Regions from separate parts of the Homo sapiens genome. Here all the other regions are linked to region 2. Evidence: read pairs that join two places in POLR2A ChIA-PET (ENCODE). Cell type or tissue: PC-9. All regions are shown on one strand. Each heading gives the region's core, and the rest is flanking DNA. Links, peaks and the distances in the headings are about the cores only. Region 1 overlaps FAM193B (family with sequence similarity 193 member B). Region 2 overlaps NSD1 (nuclear receptor binding SET domain protein 1). Region 3 overlaps RMND5B (required for meiotic nuclear division 5 homolog B). Region 4 overlaps NSD1 (nuclear receptor binding SET domain protein 1).

Region 1 (5,424 bases), core at 562-4,561, 330 kb after region 2:
GCTCCTGAGGCCGTGCCTTGGCCTCGCCTGGCCAGTTTCGCCAGGAGCTGCCCTTCTCCTTCTCAGTTTTGGGACTGCCAGCCCAACCTGGTCCTGGCCGGCTCCCCCGGCTCCCCTCTCCAGCCTCAGCACAGCTGCCTACTTTGGGAAGCTCTAGGACCCTGCCTGGCTGCTTGGGGCCAGCGACCTGGCCCTTGGCACTGGGAACCTCTAGGCTGGCTGGGGGCCGGGGGGCTGGGCTTGCCTCGCTCTTCTTGGCCTGACTGCCCTGCCTCTTGCCCTTCTGTGGCTTCCCACCTGAGGACACAGGCTCAGGCAGCTCCTGCTTGCAACTGGGAACTTCCTTTGAGCTTGGCTCCTCGGAGCTGGGGTAGCCCGGCTTGGGTGTCTTGACCCAGATCACCCGGGATAGGTTGGGCACGGTGTTGAGTCTCCTCACGAGCCCGTTCTCGGGGACGATACCGGGAGGGGGCCCCCTCACCTCTGTCCATGGTGGGTGGGGGCCTCTCATTTCTGCCCATGGTGGGGCTGGCTCGCCTGGAGCTTGTAACGTGTGGTTCTGAGGGGAGCCCAAAGTCAAAGGGGACAGGTCAAGGTTGATGTCAGGCTGCTGCTCTGAGGAGCCACTGAGGTTTGAGGGGGGTAGACTCTGAGGCTCAGGCTCAGCAGCCCCCTCCTTAGAGAAGCCATTGCTGTCCATGCTGAGCTCACACACACTGAAGCTGGCACGGATGGAGTCTTTGACAGTGTTTTTGATCTCCTGCAGACGGCTGCTCAGGAAGCTGTTGACCCGATCCAGTTCCCGGTCGGGCCACTCCAAGAGCCTCTCCCTGGCAGGCCTTGGCTCCCGGCTTCCAGAAACACGATTTGCCTGCTTTAGAGCTTCTGCTGCCAACTGGGCCTTCTCCTTTTCCTGCCAAGGCAAGAGGCAGTTTTAGCAGGAGGCTGTCAACTGCCAGGCACAATGTGATACCTGACCCATCAGCCTGGGGCCCAGCTTTGCCACTAACTTGCTGGAAGCAAAGCCTTAAAATCCTAGCCTGCTTACCCACCCTGCAGGAGTGAGGGCAAACTGCAGCCAGACAGGTACATGTCCTGGGGGCAGGGGTAGTCACACCCACAGAGGGTAGGGTTTTTACAGCTTGTTCACCCAGAGCCTCAGTTTCAGTGGACTAATCTGCAAAATGGGGACAATAATTCCGGAGTAAAGCCAAAGTGGGGATGCATGTGAAGACCACTACTAGAGAGGCATTCTCTCCACCCCTACGGGTGGTGGGGAAAAAGCCATGCCATCACGGGGTCTTACAGGAGGCAGGTGTGGGGGTAGATGAGATTACTCTGGTTGGGAGGGCATGTGCCTTCCTGATGCTATGTCTGGGTGTTACCAAAGAGGGCGGTGTTCCCGTAGAGAGGCCACTTGCTGCACATTTGGTCTCAAGTAATCAAGGTCACACCTAGAGTGTGCCCAATGGCATACCATGGACAAACACACTGGCCTACACAGCAAGATGTGAGAGCTGCTCCTTTGCCCAGGTGAGGCCTGGAAGGCTCAGAGAGGCCAGGCCCTGCCAGTTGGCTTTGACAGATCTGGATCTAGGGAATCAAAATGAAAGTCTGTGGGATCTCAGTCACCCCAACCTCTCCATCCCACCTCAAGGCCAACGATGCCTTTAGAGGGAGACAGGCGGCAGATAAAAAACCCTCGGGAAGGAGGTTGCTGTGGTGCGCCTGGCGCCATTGACTCCCACTGCCTCCTGTACTTCCAGCTGATTTGGGAATGGAGGAAGAGAAACATGAAAGGGCAGCTGGTGAGAGAAACCAGGGCTTGCTACCACCTCGGAGTCAATGTACAGAGGGTGACCCTGCGTCCCAGCAGGCACTTATCTTTTGTGAACCCTGGCTCCACAATGGACTACAGTCAATTGTTCTGTGGGACCTTGGACAAATCACTTATTCTCTCTGAACCTTACTTTTCCTATTTGTAAATTAGGAAGAAGAGGCATCTCTACATTCCAGGGTCAGTATGAGGACAGCTGAGAGTCTGTGTGGGGTCCTTTCCCATGTGCGAAGGTGGGGCTGGGCTTCGTGGCCCTCAGGGAGCAGCTTGGTCTGCAGCAGCTGCAGCAGCATTTCTAGCTGTGAGTAGGGCTCAGAGGCCCTGGGTTGGACCAACGAGGACCAAGGGCCCTTCACCTCGCTCCCCCAGCACCACACAGATTTCACAGAAAAGTTTGGCTGCTAAAAAAAAAAAAGTTTGACAACTGCTGGTGTGGAGGGAATGATATGGAACCATATACACTCTGGAAGCCAGAGGAGAAAGCACAGAAACACACACTTTCTGCTCTGTACCGTCAGCACTTCCCATAGATGTCTCCTTTAATCCTCGCCACTGTCTTTGCTGCATCATGACCCTCTGCTTATAGGTGAGAAACCTCGACTTTGGAAAGAACAGGAGGAGGAGGTGGCTAGGAAGTGGCAGAGCCAGGACAATACACCCAGGCCTGATCTTCAGAAGTTCCTATGTTTCTCAATTCCATCTGACAACCATTTACCGACCATTGAGGCTGTGAGGCAGCAGGCCAGGCCCTGTGAGTTTAGCGTACGTGAGACATTCTCTGCCTCGCTGACTTCAGTCTGCTGAGGGAGACAACAGCAAACAGCCTGTTGAATTCAGAGTGACAGTGACAAGTGCTGCATGGAAGAAAGCACGGGGTGATCTGGGAATCTAGAGGAGATGCTCCCAACACAGACTGGTTCACCAGGGAGTGCTTCCTGGAGGTGGGAGGATCTGCACTGAGCACAGAATGGGGAGTGGAATCATCCCGGAGGCAGTGAGACAAGCATTTTCTAGAGAGAAGGAATAGCAAGTGGAAAGGCTGGAAATGGGAAAGCTCAGTATCTTCTGGGAATGCAAATCATTCAGAGGTATAGCTGTAGCCCAGATTTTTTGGGGGATGTGGGGGTTGGGTGGGGCAGGTGGGCAGGAAGGTCAGAAAGGAGAGGCTGAGAGATAAAGCTGGCAGGGGCTGATCGTGAAGGGCCCTGCAGGCCCTACAGTGTTTGTGCCCGAGGGCAATGTCCAGCCACTGATGGCTTTTAAGGTAGTGGCAGTAGGGTGGAGAGCGGTGGACTGGTCTGAGCTATCAGCGATGTGGCATGGATAGGGCTTTTGGTGCTGGGTAGGGAGACAGAATGAGAAAAGTCAGAGAAACATTGATGGCCACTATGGCTGCCACAGCAGCCCCACTGCCTGAGAACTCACATGTGCCAGGCACTCTGCCTAACCTTTCCATGCATCGCTCCATTTCATCCCTGCAACAATCTACGACTTAGGTTCTGTTATTCTCATTTTATGGATGAAGAAACTGAGGCTTAGAGGTTAAGTGATTTGCCCAATGTCATACAGCAAGTGTGGCAGAGCCAAGTGTCAAACTGAGATCCAGTTCCAGGCATGCTATTCCAGGTCACTATGATGCACTCCCCAGGCGGGCGCCCAGTGCTCCGGCTCAGGCAACAGGGTGGGAGGCGGTGCCATTGACTAGACAGACAACAGAGAAGGGAAAGCAGGCCTGTTCGGAGAAAGACAACAAGCTGAACTTTGGATGTGCAGAGTCTGAGATACCTGTGGGACGTCCACAAGGAGGTGTCCAGTAGCAGTTGGAGACGTGGATGTACAGGGTGGGGAGGAAACACTATTGGGCTGTTTCTAGATGGCATCTCTTTCCCAGGGAGATGTCCCCATGAAGGAGGGTCAAGTGGAGGACGAGGAGCTCACAAAGGAGACAGAAAGGACGTCAGAGGGGCAGGCAAGACATCTGGAGAACATGGCACTCCCCTTGCCCTTTCCTGCCTGGCTGAGGACAGAGGAGCCCAAAGACAATGTGTGAAAAGGACAAACACAAATGCCAGATATTCTCTAGTGGACTAACACGATAGGAACAGCAGAGGAGGATGGATTTGGCAACAAAAAAGTCACCGGTGACTCTGGAGAGGGTGTGGGTAGAAAACCGCCTGCAATGAGCTAATGGGTGGAAGGGAAGACAGTGAATGCAGACATCATTTTTCAAGAAGTGTGGCTGTGATGAGAGGAAAGAGGCTGGGGAGGGGTTGAGAGAGAGGTAACAGGCTCAAGGAGCAGTTTGCTTCCAAAAAAGAGAATGGTGGACACAATGAAATGTGGACGGGAACAGCATGGAGGAGAGGCTAAGCTAGACCAGGAGCCTGCTGCTGGGCTGAGGGGTCAAGAAAGTACCGCACAGGCCTTAGGCGGGAAAAGGGTGACTCTCATGACAAGGAAGAAAGTATGTTTGCAGGTGGGAATGGCAAAACAGTGGGAGAATCCCTGTATAATGGCTTTTTTCCTCATTGAAATAAAAAGTGAGGCTATTTGCCAAAAAATAAGGTGTGGGCTCGGAAGGCCTAGCGGTTTGAGAAGACTGGAGGCCTGACAGAAGGACTGTGGGGAATGGACGTGCTAAGGTACAGGAAGCCCAGGGAACCATGAGAGGCCCGCCTGGCGACACGGGAACTCGGCAATCGGGAGCCCACGTGGCTGGCTGCCACAGATTCACTCATGTGCTTTTCTTGAGCTGTAGAAAGGGAGAGCCAGGCTGGGGTGGAACCCAGGGCTGCAGTGTTTCTGAGTGGGTCTGAAGGAAAGACAGCGGGACAAGGAATTGAGTACTGGTGAGTGAGTGAGTGAGTGATGGGTCAATTTGCCTGCCCTCCTACCAATACTTAGCAATGCTTACTCCATTCAAGTGAGTGAGAAACGGATTGACCTGGGAAGAAGAGAACGGGGCAGGAGAGTCTTCAGTGGATGTGGAGGAGTGGCAGGAGGTCACAGATGACAGAGCCAGGGGTGCAGTTTTTAAGAAGCAGGGTGTCTCTCTGCTCCCTTCTCCCACTGTCAGCCCATGACTCTCTCACCTTCGTGTAGACAGAAGACACAAAGACAAGGTGAGAGTGTCACGGGCTGGCAGTGGGAGAAGGGAGCAGAGAGACACTGAGCTCTTTCCATTTCCTGAGGCGGGAGAGAAGGAGCAGCTGGGCTTTGGTGGAGAGCCAGACTGTGAAGTCCAGGAGGTGGAAGGAGACAAGGGAGGAGGCTGCTGTCTACAGAGATAATGACCATAATCACTTGATGCATCACGCTGCCACTGTGTGTCTGTCCCTGCCTGCAGCCCCACGACTAAGTCTGGAAAGGCAGGGCTGCCTGGTTCTGCCTGGGCCTGCCAGACAGGAGCTGTGCAGTGTGGGATGAGTGAGCAGAGCCTCCAGATATATGAGGTAGGTTGGGAGTACAGTGGAAGTTACCCAAGGATGGCTATGAAGGAGGAAACAGCTGAACTGAACTTGGAAGGAAAGTTTGTCAGAAGAAAAGGTGAGAGAAGATAGCATTATCAGTAAAGGGGAAGAGACATC
Region 2 (4,000 bases), core at 1-4,000:
CGAGCTCCCGACCTCAGGCGATCTGCCTGCCTTGGCCTCCCAAAGTGCTGAGATTACAGGCATGAGCCCTGCACCAGGCCTAATTTTTGTATTTTTAGTAGAGACGGGGTTTCACCATGTTGGCCAGGCTGGTCTTGAACTCCTGAGATGAGGTGATCCGCCCGCCTTAGACTCCCAAAGTATGGGGATTACAGGCGTGAGCCACTGTGCCCGGCTGATTTAAACATTCTCAATTATTCTGTTGATGCCAGGAAGGTGTTAGGCCATTTTTCTAATGTTTACATTGTCCGGAATCACCTTTTAGTATATTTACGTATTTCTACTTTAATCAGGTTTGTATCATTTTTTATAATATAAAAGCTGAAACAATTGTAAATGTTTATTAATAATTTTGAAGTTTAAAATTTTAATTTGGAGTATTTCCTTTAAATGCTATTGTTTGTTTTTCAGTTGATTGTTGTGTTTGAATCTTAGGTACCTTAGTTTTAAATTACTCTAAAGGATGGGGCTGAAACTTGATTTATTTTTATTTTATTTTATTTTAGAGAAGAATTTCTGCTCTGTCTCCCAGGCTGGAGTGCAGTGGCGTGATCTCGGCTCACTGCAAGCTCTGCCTGCTGGGTTCATGCCATTCTCCTGCCTCAGCCTCCCGAGTAGCTGGGACTACAGGCGTCCGCCACCATGCCTGGCTAATTTTTTTGGTATTTTTAGTAGAGACGGGATTTCACCGTGTTAACCAGGATGGTCTTGATCTCTTGACCTCGTGATCTGCCTGCCTCGGCCTTACAAAATGCTGGGATTACAAGCGTGAGCCACCGTGCCGGGCCAATTTTTGTATTTTTAGTAGAGATGGGGTTTCACCATGTTGGCCAGGCTGGTCTTGAACTCCTGACCTCAGGTGATCCTCCTTCCTCAGCCTCCCAAAGTGTTGGGATTACAGGTGTGAGCCACTGCACCTGGCCTGAAACTTGATTTGAGCTGTCCTTTTTTCTGTTAGGATGGTAGTGATTTTATTTTAGTTTTAATATATGTATTTTAGTTTCTGAAAGTCAGATGTTGGTGAGATTCAGAAAAATCAGCTTACTCTCTGCTTTGCTGTGATCCGCCACATTCTTCACTCCTTTCAACAGGCAACCAATTGATATTAATTTTTGTTGTTGTTGTTGTTGTTTTGTTTTGAGACGGAATCTTGCTCTGTCACGTACGTTGGAGTGCAGTGGCGCAATTTCGGCTCACTGCAACCTCTGCCTCCCGGGTTCAAGCAATTCTCCTCCTGCCTCAGCCTCCAGAGTAGCTGGGATTACAGGTGCGTGCCACCATGCCCAGCTAATTTTTGTATTTTAGTAGAGACGGGGTTTCACCATGTTGGCCAGGCTGGTCTCAAACTCCTGACCTCAAGTGAACCACAGGTCTTGGCCTCCCAAAGTGTTTGGATTACAGGCGTGAGCCACCACACCTGGCTGATATTAATATATTTTTATATACATAATGTTTTTTCATATAAATTATATTTTTATTTACATGAGTAAATACATACTTCTTAGTCATCTTCCACGTCTTTCCTTTATCACAAACAGAACATTGTATATTTTGCAGCTTGCCTTTTCCACTTTGTGGAGATTTTTTTCATATTTTTATTATTTATGTATTTGTTTATTTTTCTGAGACAGGATCTCATTCTGTTGCCTAGGCTGGAGTGTAATGGCATAACAACGCCTCACTGAAGCCTTGATCTCCAGGGCTCAAACAGTCATCCAACCTCAGCATCCTGAATAGCTGGAATAGCTGGAATAGCTGGGAGCACAGACGTGTGCCACCACACATGGCTTTTTTTTTTTTTTTTTGGGTGGAGATAGTGTCTCCATATATTACCCAGGCTGGTCTTGAAATCCTGAGCTTAATAAGGGATCCTCCCACCTTGGCCTTCCGGAGTGCTGGAATTACATGTGTGAGTCACCATGCCTCTTTTTTTTTTTTTTTTTTTTTTTAAAAAGGATGATTTCTCCAAAGTAGAATTCCTGGATTTGATTTTATATTTTGAATAATGAGGTGCCCAAAAACCTTTATAAATTTTAGTGTCTTTTTTTTTTTTTTTTTTTTTTTTTGAGGCAGAGCCTTGCTCTGTCTCCCAGGTTGGAGTGCAGTGGCACAATCTCGGCTCACTGCAAGCTCCACCTCCTGGGTTCACACCATTCTCCTGCCTCAGCCTCCCGAGTACCTGGGACTACAGGTGCCAGAACCTAGCACAGTACTAGGTTTTGTGTCTGGGCGCAGTGGCTCACACCTGTAATTCCAGCACTTTGGGAGGCTAAGGCGGGCAGATCACCTGAGGTCAGGAGTTCGAGACCAGTCTGGCTGACATGGTGAAACCCTGTGTTTACTAAAAATACAAAAATTAGCCAGGTGTGTTGGCATGCTCCTACAATCCCAGCTACTGGGGAGGCTGAGGCAGAAGAATTGCTTGAGCCCGGGATGTGGAGGTTGCCGTGATCCAAGATCACACTACTGCACTACAGCCTGGGTGACAGAGCGAGACTCTGTCTCAAAAGAAGAAAATAACTTAGTGTGTTAAAAATTTAATACCTTGACCAGACACGGTAGCTCATGCCTATAATCCCAGCACTTTGGGAGTCCGAGGTGGGAGGATCACTTGAGCCTAGGAGTTTGAGACCAGCCTTGGCAATACAATGAGACACTTTCTCTTTAATTCAAAAAAAATGTTGATACCTTATCCTTTGTGACCTGTCTGGATATTTAAATTCTACTACTAGAAAACTCTGAGTCCTTCTTTTCTAACCTCCCTGTCCCTATGACTGCTGGTTTCTTACTCATTAGGGTGTCTCTCTCTCTCTCTCTCCTCGTCTCTCTTTTGATTGAGGGTCTCGTTCTATTGCCCAGGCTAGAATGCAGTGGCGTGATCATGACTCATTGCAGCCATAGCTTCCCAGGGTCAAGCGATCTTCCCTCCTGTGCCTTCCAAGCAGCTGGGGCTACAGGCATTCGCCACTATGCCTGGCTTAGTTTTTAATTTTTTTGTAGAGACAGGGTTTTGCCTTGTTGCCCAGGCTGGTCTGAAACTCCTGGGCTCAAGCGATCTGCCCGCCTCGGCCTCCCAAAGTACTTGGGATTACTGACAGGAGCTACCGCACTCAGCCTATTTATAGTGTTTCTTATGCATACTAGTTGAGTCCATGCTATTTATTTGACAAATAGTAAATACCTTGTATAGATTGAGTACTGTGCTAGGTTTTGGGATTCATTATTGGGCCATACATCTATACTGCTTGCTCTCATGAGAAATTAGAATCTAGTATAAGGGACAAGACACCAGAAAATAATCAAATGCATTATTACTTAACTGAGAAGTCTGTCCAAGGAACAATTTTGATGCCTATTCAGTGATATAACAGGGATAACTGACCTGGACTCTTCATCAGTGGTGTTTGCTAATAAAGTTATCTCTGATCTGTTACTTGAGAGGATGAGTTGGGAGTTAACTAGGGAAGAGAGAAGAAGATGGTTCCAGGAATCTGCAGCTCACAGAGTAAGGGAGGGTGGCACAGTATGAGGCTGGGAAGTAGATATGGGACAAAGTGTTCAGTGCCTTGTTGACTTTGTTAAAAAATTTTGTTATTTTTATCTCAGAAACAATGTATATAATTAAAAAGTGTTTAGCAGGAGCCGCCATGCTCTGATCTGTTCATTTTAAAAGTTCACTGTGGCTGGATTGTTGAACATGTGTTAGAAGGGGACCACAAATAAGTAAAAAGAGACAGTTAAGTCATTATTAGTGATTATGGTGTGATGAAAATTGCGAATAGAAAATAAAAACAGATGAGGAGGTAAAATGCATCTGATGTAGTAATGCATTGGATAATGTTGACTGAGGGAGAATGAAGTCCTGAGGCTTTCAGTTCTCAGGTTTCCATATCATAGGATGGCTCCCACGTTTTTAGCTTCATCACTGGATGGCTGAATAGATCGTCATTTACTGAGAGAA
Region 3 (5,424 bases), core at 887-4,886, 950 kb after region 2:
TGCGTAGCCTGGGGACTGTCTCCACTGCTACGGTTGTGGGGTGGGGTCTGCAGTCTGCACTCGAGGTCAGCATGTCATACTCAGCCTCCCCAGGACTGAGATGGGAACAAGAGAGGCCCAAGTGGCTGGCAGGAGACCAAGCTCCTCAAGCAAAGCCCAGCTCTCTGGCCTGTCTTTGGCGGGTGAGCTTTTATTATGTGCATAGCAGAGAACTTTGGAAACACCATCTTCCAGTGGTGGGATCTCTTCTCTCTCTCCTTGTAGGAATCAACGCTGAATGTGGACTTGGATTTCAAGCAGCCTTTCCTAGAGTTGAATCGAATCCTGGAAGCCCTGCACGAACAAGACCTGGGTCCTGCGTTGGAGTAAGGAGGCCCTTGGGTGGGCCAGCAGCATTCTGCTTCGACCTCTCAGGGCACAGGGCTTGACTGTGGTCTTCATTTCACCCAGATGTACTTGACTTGCCTGCAGCCCTGTCTCAAGAGCCTCACACAGGCTTTTGGGGCCCTCCTCTCAGGTGCTGGCTCTCAGGTCCTAGCCCCCACCAGCTCTACACTAAACTGGCCCCTTTCTTCCCAGATGGGCCGTCTCCCACAGGCAGCGCCTGCTGGAACTCAACAGCTCCCTGGAGTTCAAGCTGCACCGACTGCACTTCATCCGCCTCTTGGCAGGAGGCCCCGCGAAGCAGCTGGAGGCCCTCAGCTATGCTCGGCACTTCCAGCCCTTTGCTCGGCTGCACCAGCGGGGTGAGTGCCCAGGCAGCTGGGGTTGTGCTGCCTGGCCTGACACATGTCTGGATGTGGTAGGTTACATCAGGCTGCCAGTCCCTGCACCCATGTGGGGCTGTCTGTTACACAGATGCCTCTCCCCAACTAGAAACTTCTCTGACCCCTCGTGTCCAGGATGAACTCTAGACTCCTCCTCTCTCACATCTGCCATACCTTTAGTTTATAGCTTCAGCGCAGACCACCCAGGGTCCTCGTGCCTGCTATGCGCCACACCACACTCATTTAGAGCATGCCATGCCCGTCCCACCTGTTCTGCCTCGTATGCCTCCCTGACCTGTGTGGCCTATGGAAAAGTCCTTTAAGAAAAAAAAAAAGGCCAGGCACGGTGGCTCACGCCTGTAATCCCAATATTTTGGGAGGCCGAGGTGGGCGGATCATGAGGTCCATCTTGGCTAACATGGTAAAACCCCATCTCTACTAAAAATACAAAAAAAATTAGCTGGGCGTTGTGGCGGGCGTTTGTAGTCCCAGCTACTAGGCTGAAGCAGGAGAATGGCATGAACCCGGGAGGCGGAGCTTGATCGCGCCACTGCACTCCAGCCTGGGTGACAGAGTGAGACTCCGTCTCAGAAAAAAAAAAAAAGACTTGTCTGGGTGCGATGGCTCATGCCTGTAATTGCAGCACTTTGGGAGGCCAAAGCAAAGGGCGGATCACTTGAGCTGGAGACCAGCCTTGGCAACATGGGGAACCCCTGCCCCTGCTCCCATCTCTACAAAAAATAAAATAAAAAAGACTCAGTTGAGCACTCTTCCTGTCATGCTAGAATTTCCAAACCTGGAATCTGAGTCTCACCTATGCTTACAAGTAGTAACCTGTACTAACTTGTTTTTTTAGTTCCACCTCATATTTATTATTTTAAATTTTATCTCAAAATAAATATGAAAACCAAGCCATGATTTATTATTTATTTTTGAGACAAAGTCTCACTCTGTTGCCCAGGCTGGAGTGCAGTAAGTGGTGTGATCCCGGCTCACTGCAACCTCCACCTCCCAGGTTCAAGCGATTCTCCTGCCTCAGCCTCCCGAGTAGCTGGGATTACAAATGCCTGACACCGGCCGGGCATGATGGCTCACACCTGTAATCCCAGCACTTTGGGAGGCTGAGGCGGGTGGATCATGAGGTCAAGAGATCGAGACCATCCTGGCCAACATGGTGAAACCCCATCTCTACTAAAAATATGAAAAATTAGCCGGGCGTGGTGGCGGGCACCTGTAGTCCCAGCTACCCGGGAGGCTGAGGTAGGATAATCACTTGAACCCGGGAAGCGGAGGCTGCAGTGAACCGAGATTGTGCCACTGCCCTCCAGCACTCCAGCCTGGCGACAGAGCGAGACTCTGTCTCAAAAAAAAAAAAAAACACACAAAAAACACACACACCAAAAAAAACAAGTGCCTGACACCACAACCACGTCTGGCTAACTTTATATATTTTTTATTAGAGACGGGGTTTCACCATGTTGGCCAGGCTGGCCTCAAACTCCTGGCCTCATGTGATGCACCCACCTTGGCCTCCCAAAGTGCTGGGATTATAGGCATGAGCCACCACGCCCGGCCCCAAAACATGACTGAAGTTTTAGCTAGATACTGCTGCCTGTTGAAAGCTCTTAACCTGGGGTTGCTCTAAATGGAGATTAGTGTGGAGACACCAGTGCCAACCTGAGGACTTATTTGATCCTTGATGCAGTGGGGGAGGAAAGAGAACTGGAAAAGAACTGTCCTCATTCCTGATTCTGTGTTAGTAATGCCTGTTCTCATCCTGCAGAAGCAGCCTGGACCTCCACCTCCCCAGTGGATTTTACAGTCAAATTTGCCTGAGGGCATTTTCATCCCTGCTCAGTCTCCTCAGGGGCTTGGGAGCCACCGGGCTCAGCATATTGTGCTGTGCTGCACAGTCCTGCTGCCCGCTTGGGGGTGGACCCAGAGCCCTGCACCCCCTGAGCTGCCCCCTCTGGTTGCCTTGTAGAGATCCAGGTGATGATGGGCAGCCTGGTGTACCTGCGGCTGGGCTTGGAGAAGTCACCCTACTGCCACCTGCTGGACAGCAGCCACTGGGCAGAGATCTGTGAGACCTTTACCCGGGACGCCTGTTCCCTGCTGGGGCTTTCTGTGGAGTCCCCCCTTAGCGTCAGGTACAACCCAGCCCTGTGAGGGCAGCACAGGTGGGAGGGTAGAGAGGTAATCATCATTTGCCAAGGCCCTGCCATGTGCCAGGAACAGTGCTCGGTGCTTTCAGAGACCGAAACTGGCTTTCTTAGTCATTCTTCAGGAGAGGAATTACCTGTTTTTACAGTTAAACTGAGACTAGGAAGAGTTATGGCCCGAGGTCACCATGAGGTCAGTGGCATGGTCAAGGTTCCCATTTTGTAAGGTCTCCTGAATGAGGTCCCTGCCTCTCTTGCACCTCACCCTGGATCATTGCAAGACCTTCCCAGCTAACCCACGCCCCTCTGCAGCCCGCCTTCCTCATGACCTAATGTCTTAAACACCACTTGCCTTCAGGGGAGATGTGAGTGGTTGAGTAATATGTATTCAGCACTGCTGCTGACACCTCCCTCAGAGCTCCCAGCAACCCTGGGAGGGAGAGCCACGTTATCCTCCTTCTACAGATGAGGAAATGGAGGCCCAAGATGTGCACGCACTTGCCCAAGGCCTCGCAGGGAATAATGGGCACTTGAACCTGACCCCAGAGCCACACACTCCGCCACAGTGGACAGCTGTCACTGTGTATTTAGACTGTTGATGGTGTCTGAGTACAGCACCTCAATATAGTGGACTGATTCTACGCTCATCTGATTTGTTACCATGGACTCAGTTTATAGAACGTCATTTCCCAGCAAGAACAACATCAGCACCTTAGGATGATTCTGTTGCGCAGGACTACCCTGTGCACTGTGGGGTATTCAGCACCTGAGGTTCCAGCCAGTAGGCTCCCTTCCCCATGCAACTGTCACGAGAAGGGAACCCCAACCTCCATTTGTTAGGCGGCCTAGTTGATAGCCACCATTATAAAGATGTGTTATGACTACACAGCAGGGTACGTCCTACAGGCAGGCTGGGGCCCTTTGGAACTGCTCACTGTTCCCTAGTCACACCAAGGACTTTTCAGTCATTAGGATGAGCAGATATCTGCCCCTAGAGCTATAGGAAGTCTTCCCTGTAGGTTCTCAAATTTTGGGGTGCATTAGAATGAGTCTGTAGAGTCAGACATACATAAGTACATATGTGACATCTTATGAACAATGTGAGGGATCTTTGAGGACCGATTTGACCGTGCACCATTTTAGAGCCCTGTCTCAAGGTCCATGCTGAAGCATGGCGCGCTGGCCCTTTTTGCCTGTCTGCTGTGATCTGAGCCACTCTAGCCCCTGTTCCTTGTCTGCAGCTTTGCCTCTGGCTGTGTGGCGCTGCCTGTGTTGATGAACATCAAGGCTGTGATTGAGCAGCGGCAGTGCACTGGGGTCTGGAATCACAAGGACGAGTTACCGGTGAGGCCTGGTCTGGGGAATCGTGGGCAAGAGGTACTGGGGAGGACAGCCATGACAGGAAGTGGAACTCACCCGCTTCGCTGCCCTTCCCAGATTGAGATTGAACTAGGCATGAAGTGCTGGTACCACTCCGTGTTCGCTTGCCCCATCCTCCGCCAGCAGACGTCAGATTCCAACCCTCCCATCAAGCTCATCTGTGGCCATGTTATCTCCCGAGATGCACTCAATAAGCTCATTAATGGAGGAAAGTAAGTTCCCCGTGCTCTACTCCACCTTGGCTTGGCTCTCCTACTGGCCACCCCTGAGACGTTCTCGGTTCTCCTCCCTTTGCAGGCTGAAGTGTCCCTACTGTCCCATGGAGCAGAACCCGGCAGATGGGAAACGCATCATATTCTGATTCCTACCTGGAAGGAATTTTGTTGAAAGGGGTTTTCACCTGTGAGCCTTGGTCTGTCTCGGTAGGGTGGTCAACTTCAGTGGACTGTGGTTGGTTTCAGAGCGCCTGGCTGAGGAGTTCCACTGAGGGGAGCACTGGAGCAGCCCTTTGGCAGAGGCTGAGGAGGGAGATGGACCAGCCCACGCCTGGCACCTGGCTCCATGGCATAAGGAAAGGGAGATGCTGGCCTCTGTGCTCCTGCTGTCTTTTCCTGTTTCTGTTTGCGTTTGACTTAGTAGCAACCGACAGAGTGGCAAGGGATTTGGTCTTCAGCAGTAGACATCCTTCCACCCCTGCCCTCAGCCAAGTCTCTTGCTGCCATGCCAATGCTATGTCCACCCTTGCCCCTCGGCCCAAGAGTGTCCAGCGGTGGCCCACCTCTTCCTCCCACTACAGCCTCAACAGTATGTACCATCTCCCACTGTAAATAGTCCCAGTTAGAACGGAATGCCGTTGTTTTATAACTTTGAACAAATGTATTTACTGCCCTTCTCATTTCTCCTGGCCAACCTTTAGCCTCACTGACAAATTATGACCACATGTCTACCACACACAGGGACTGGGCACGGCCTGGTGGCTGCCGCAAACAAAAACATGGCCAGCAGGTATCCAGTGTCCAGGCAGGAAGAACACAACTTGCATCCCTGACTGCGGGGAGCTTAGATGTCAGACCCCGGGCAAGGTGCTTTTACATATACCCATACCAGATCTTACT
Region 4 (4,000 bases), core at 1-4,000, 100 kb after region 2:
CCTCCTTTGTCCTTAGACCAACATGTTTACCTCTCTGCTTTGCCAACTTAGCCAGCAGGCCATCCCCGGCCCTAACGTCTCCTGGCCATTATCTCTTAGTTATGGCTTTCACGCTCTCAATAGGATTCTGTATTTGGTCCCAATTTCCTCAAGTTCTTATTGAGGTTACTCCCATCAATTCCACGGAGGGAACAGTAGTTATTATAGAAGCATTTGCGCTTTATCTAAAGATTAAAAATAGAATCTGCTTTTATTTCCCAAAGTCTGTCTCTGAGGTTGAGACACTTGAACTCAGGCAGAGGGACGAGGCTGGGCAGGGCTGTCCTGAGTTTAGGGGCCTATCCCTGCATTTCACTGAGACCTCGGAATCTCCTCTGTGAATTCCACCTGCCTAGTTCTCCCCTTTCATCCTCTCTCTCTTCCCACATCATCAAAGAGGAAAAGCTCTTTGTTCAAAAGGAAGAGAAAACGTAAAGCATCTTATTTTCTTTTAAAAGAATTTTAAACCATGAAAAAGATATTTTTAAAGAAATTCACCGAGAACATTAAAGTTCATTATATTAAGTATTTATCATGTGTGAGAATAATAAATATATAACTGCAGCTAGTAGGTCCCTTTCCCTAATCTTTTAGGTCATATGAGTAGGGTTTGCTTGGTGCCAGTCCTGTGCCCTTTTCTCTCCAGTCATCTGTAGTTGTGATCAGAAAAAGGTATCTGCACTGCACTGTCAGAGTCTCCTTTCACTATGTTGTGTGTTAAATTACCGTAGCTCTTTGTTTCATGAAATAAACTGTGAATTTGGGGGGGGCGGGGGGAGGGCGTGCAGGCCATGTAAAAATTTTCCGTGGAGAAGTTTGATTCTAAAGTAGCTTCTCTAAAGTAGGCTTTGGTAGGTAATCAACTTGACAGCAGTCTAGATGTCTCACAGGACAGGAGGGAGTGAGGGAAAGGGGCCATGATTGGCTGCTTTGTGGTTTTATTTTGGTTCTTTCCATTCTCCGCCATTCATTGGAGGCTTCGTTCCAGACCTGCCTGGGAAAACAGCTTCTGAGCCATTTTGGGGAGCAGTTCTTCATCTGAATGGATGGACATCTGGGCTTCCTTCAAGGGCCATTGAATGGGAACTAGAAAACCACTGGAAACTAGAAATTTGAGCTATTGGGCCCACCAGTAGCAGCATGTGATACTAGATGGTTAAAATCATGAAAGCAGTCACTATCCAATTAGAAGCAGAGTCACAACAACTGTTGGGAAATGTGACTCTTGGAGGAAGGTGGGGAGGGAGTGGCCTTGCCAGCCCTGTGGGACGTCCCCTGAAGTTTGTAATAAGACCCCTTTTCCAAAGGGATGTGAATTGGAGTGAAAAGGAAATCTTTCATCTTAGAAAACTTCTGGTCCTTAACGCAGGGTGGTATTTGGGTATGTGCTTGGAAATTGAGATCTCAAGAGTGTTTGCCTTGGAGCCAGCTCCCCAGGAGGCCTTTTCCAGGGACAAGGCAAAAGTTGAAATTCTCCATGGGTAGCTAGAAAGCCAATACATCTAGCCCTGCTAAGTCAGAAAAAGATTATGAAAAATGTTGAAATTTACATTCAAAGCCTCATTTGCTTATCTTGCTGGAGCCAACCCAGTCTAATAGCAAAATAGCTGTCATTGATACAGAAACATCCTCATTTTTAAATGTCTGCTTTACCCTGTTACTGAGTTTGAGATGACTTAAATCACTGTGTTGACCCTCTTCTGAACCAAATCTTTAGCATTGATGAAAATAGTTATTTTATTCTTTACATCCTTCACCCCACACTATGGTCAGGGCATGAAACACCCTGTTGATCCCTTCCCAGGCTCGGCACTGTCTGCTCACTGGAGCCGGACTCCCAGGTTGTAATTCTAATGTTGCCTCATGAGAACAGAATGGCAGAAAGTTTAGTCCTGACAGATTCCCCCATAGGGAGTAATGAGGACAGCATGAAACTTGGATAGGTTTTACCCTTAGTCCCTATAAGGTGGATTTTACTAAGGTTTTTTAAATGATACTGTCATCCTCTTGGGGTTTATCAGCCAGGTTAGAGGAGCCCAGTGTCCTAACCTCTCTCAGATCATGGCAGAGAAGGAGCTGCCTCCAGCCCCTTTCTTGCTGAGTTTCATTTGAGCAGTTCCATGTGTAGACATTCCAAGTCACTGCTTGGTAGTTGCTGTGGGAGCCTGTCATTGGCTATGGCCAGTTAGTTCTCAGCTGAGCTTCCTAGGGCCAGTGCAACAGGGCCAGAGGCTGCTATAGTGTAAATTGAAATAAGAATAGATCATTGTTTTGTACACACACACAATAAAATGTAATGATGGTGCTAATTTCACGGTATAAATAAGCACTGCCAAGGGTTGAGGGACTGGCAGCTCAAGAAACCCGGGTTCCTGTTTGGGAGGAGATTTTATGTAGAAAAGTTTGAGGCTTTGTTAAAAGTGGGGAGAAGGAAGATCCTCAGTGAAGCCTGCACCCAACCCTGGAGTGGCCCAGTGCAATCCAGAGGTGGAAGAGATCCTATATCCAGGTGAAGGTGGCCATTGAGTTTCTCAGGGCTGGGGCCACCTTGTCCATAGCCTCCGTCCACGCTGCCTGGAGCAGGTTGTTAGAGAGCTCTGGTTGTTGGGTCTTCCTCAGCTCCCTTCTGCCCCTCTCTACCTCTTCCACTCATGGAAGCCCCTCTACTGCTTATGAAGATTAAGGGTAGTATTTTCTAAGGAAGTGGAAAGAATTAAACTAGAAATCCACAACCTCGGAAGAAGTGTTTCGAGTTTAACATGCGCTGTTTCTGCTTATGTGGTTCCTTCTCTAGAGCTGCTTTCCCATGGCTTTCAAAACATCAGGTTATTGTGGGGCTTCAGGTGTAAGGTCCTGGAAGTTCAGCAAAGTTTCGTGGACAAGACATGGGCACAGAGAGTAGAAGCAGAAATAAATGGTTCTATGTTTTCAACTTCCAGGGTTGGGGCAGGCCAGAGCAAGGCGGTCTCATCGAGGTGGGTGCTACCTGTGTGTGTGTAGATGAGTGTGCTGAAGGTGGGGAGGGCAGCACACAGCAGCTCATGGCAGAGCCGCCTCCTAGGTCTTGGCAAAGAGGCAAGCTGACGATAGACATCTACCTATATTGTTAAGAAAGGGGTCGGGGGGATCAGCCAAGGTCCATCATTGCTTTTTTGCCGCGCCCCCCCCCCCCCGCCCCCATAGATTGTCAGCTGTAAGTGAAACTCCTAGTGAAAAAGAGGGGAGCCCTGTGTTAGGAGTCCCCATAAACATGTACTGTAATTCTTTGTATATAGAAAAAAAATTTACTGTAAAGTAAAGTTTAACTTTACTCATATATGGCCCTTGCCCTGTGTTTTGTTTTATTGGCTGTGGGGAGTTGTAGTCTAACAGGAGGGAGGATTGTTTGGGGTGAGAGCAGAAGCCAGCCCCAGAGATAGTACGAGGTGGGGGGCGGGGGGCGCAGGGATACTGTGAAGCTAAGCCCTTCCTCCAAGCACGTCATGGGAATAGTGTGTTTCCTCTCAGCAGCCACAGGGCTGCCCAAGCCTCTTTCTCCCTCTGTTGGGAGTGGCTGGTTTCAGTTTCAGTCTCCCTCCACAGGAAGCCCCCATCACTCATGAAGGAAGGGCAGTTTGAGGAATTGGTTTTTAAAAAGGAAGTGGAACCAAAGCACTCTCTGAGTGTGAGTCTGACCATGTTGGCTAAGTTGTACATTTTTCCAAGGCAGGTGTTGGCCACTGCAGAGGACTCAGCCCAGGCCTAAATAAAGGCAGGAAAGCAGAGGCAAAGGATAAAACTAAGGGAAAGCCCCTGGCCTGGGGCCACACCCTCCATACCAGAAAGGGCTGCAATAAATTTCCTTCTGGTTGAGCAGCAAGTGTCAGCCCTGTTTACAGTTAACACCTGATTCCTCAGAAATATCTGGATCTTCTTTGGGGAAAACTTGGGAGTTTGCTTCCCTTTGTGACCTAGTCCTGAA

The links. Peaks named below come from ENCODE experiments on the same cell type or tissue, not always from the same donor. Only the 100,000 strongest peaks of a DNase experiment are listed, where the experiment ranks them.
Region 1: POLR2A ChIA-PET joins it to region 2 with 9 read pairs; 3 of 35 experiments call an interaction of 5 or more read pairs at or near these places.
Region 3: POLR2A ChIA-PET joins it to region 2 with 31 read pairs; 1 of 35 experiments calls an interaction of 5 or more read pairs at or near these places.
Region 4: POLR2A ChIA-PET joins it to region 2 with 7 read pairs; 3 of 35 experiments call an interaction of 5 or more read pairs at or near these places.

Annotation. Positions count from the first base shown.
Region 1 is chr5:177,524,293-177,529,716 of GRCh38, forward strand. It overlaps FAM193B (family with sequence similarity 193 member B), which reads right to left. Exons shown (of 9, transcript NM_001190946.3): 6 at 1-913. Among named protein-coding and RNA genes, the nearest start is that of DDX41, 10 kb to the left of the region's middle. In PC-9, for the core only: no CTCF peak of the experiment used is centred there; no DNase peak of the experiment used is centred there.
Region 2 is chr5:177,192,615-177,196,614 of GRCh38, forward strand. All of the region lies in intron 3 of NSD1 (nuclear receptor binding SET domain protein 1), which reads left to right. Among named protein-coding and RNA genes, the nearest start is that of NSD1, 61 kb to the left of the region's middle. In PC-9, for the core only: no CTCF peak of the experiment used is centred there; a DNase peak (open chromatin) is centred at 1,847; H3K27ac peaks cover 744 bases.
Region 3 is chr5:178,143,363-178,148,786 of GRCh38, forward strand. RMND5B (required for meiotic nuclear division 5 homolog B) reads left to right here. Exons shown (of 11, transcript NM_022762.5): 6 at 265-365; 7 at 580-746; 8 at 2,752-2,917; 9 at 4,171-4,273; 10 at 4,367-4,521; 11 at 4,607-5,424. The coding sequence ends at 4,670. Among named protein-coding and RNA genes, the nearest start is that of NHP2, 7.8 kb to the right of the region's middle. RefSeq lists enhancers at 2,686-2,980, 3,075-3,184, 3,305-3,354. In PC-9, for the core only: CTCF peaks have their summits at 2,863 (motif pointing left) and 3,074; a DNase peak (open chromatin) is centred at 3,189; H3K4me3 peaks cover 339 bases; H3K27ac peaks cover 2,689 bases.
Region 4 is chr5:177,296,859-177,300,858 of GRCh38, forward strand. NSD1 (nuclear receptor binding SET domain protein 1) reads left to right here. Exons shown (of 23, transcript NM_022455.5): 23 at 1-3,355. Among named protein-coding and RNA genes, the nearest start is that of RAB24, 4.9 kb to the right of the region's middle. RefSeq lists an enhancer at 3,512-3,621 and a silencer at 3,529-3,722. In PC-9, for the core only: no CTCF peak of the experiment used is centred there; no DNase peak of the experiment used is centred there; H3K27ac peaks cover 609 bases.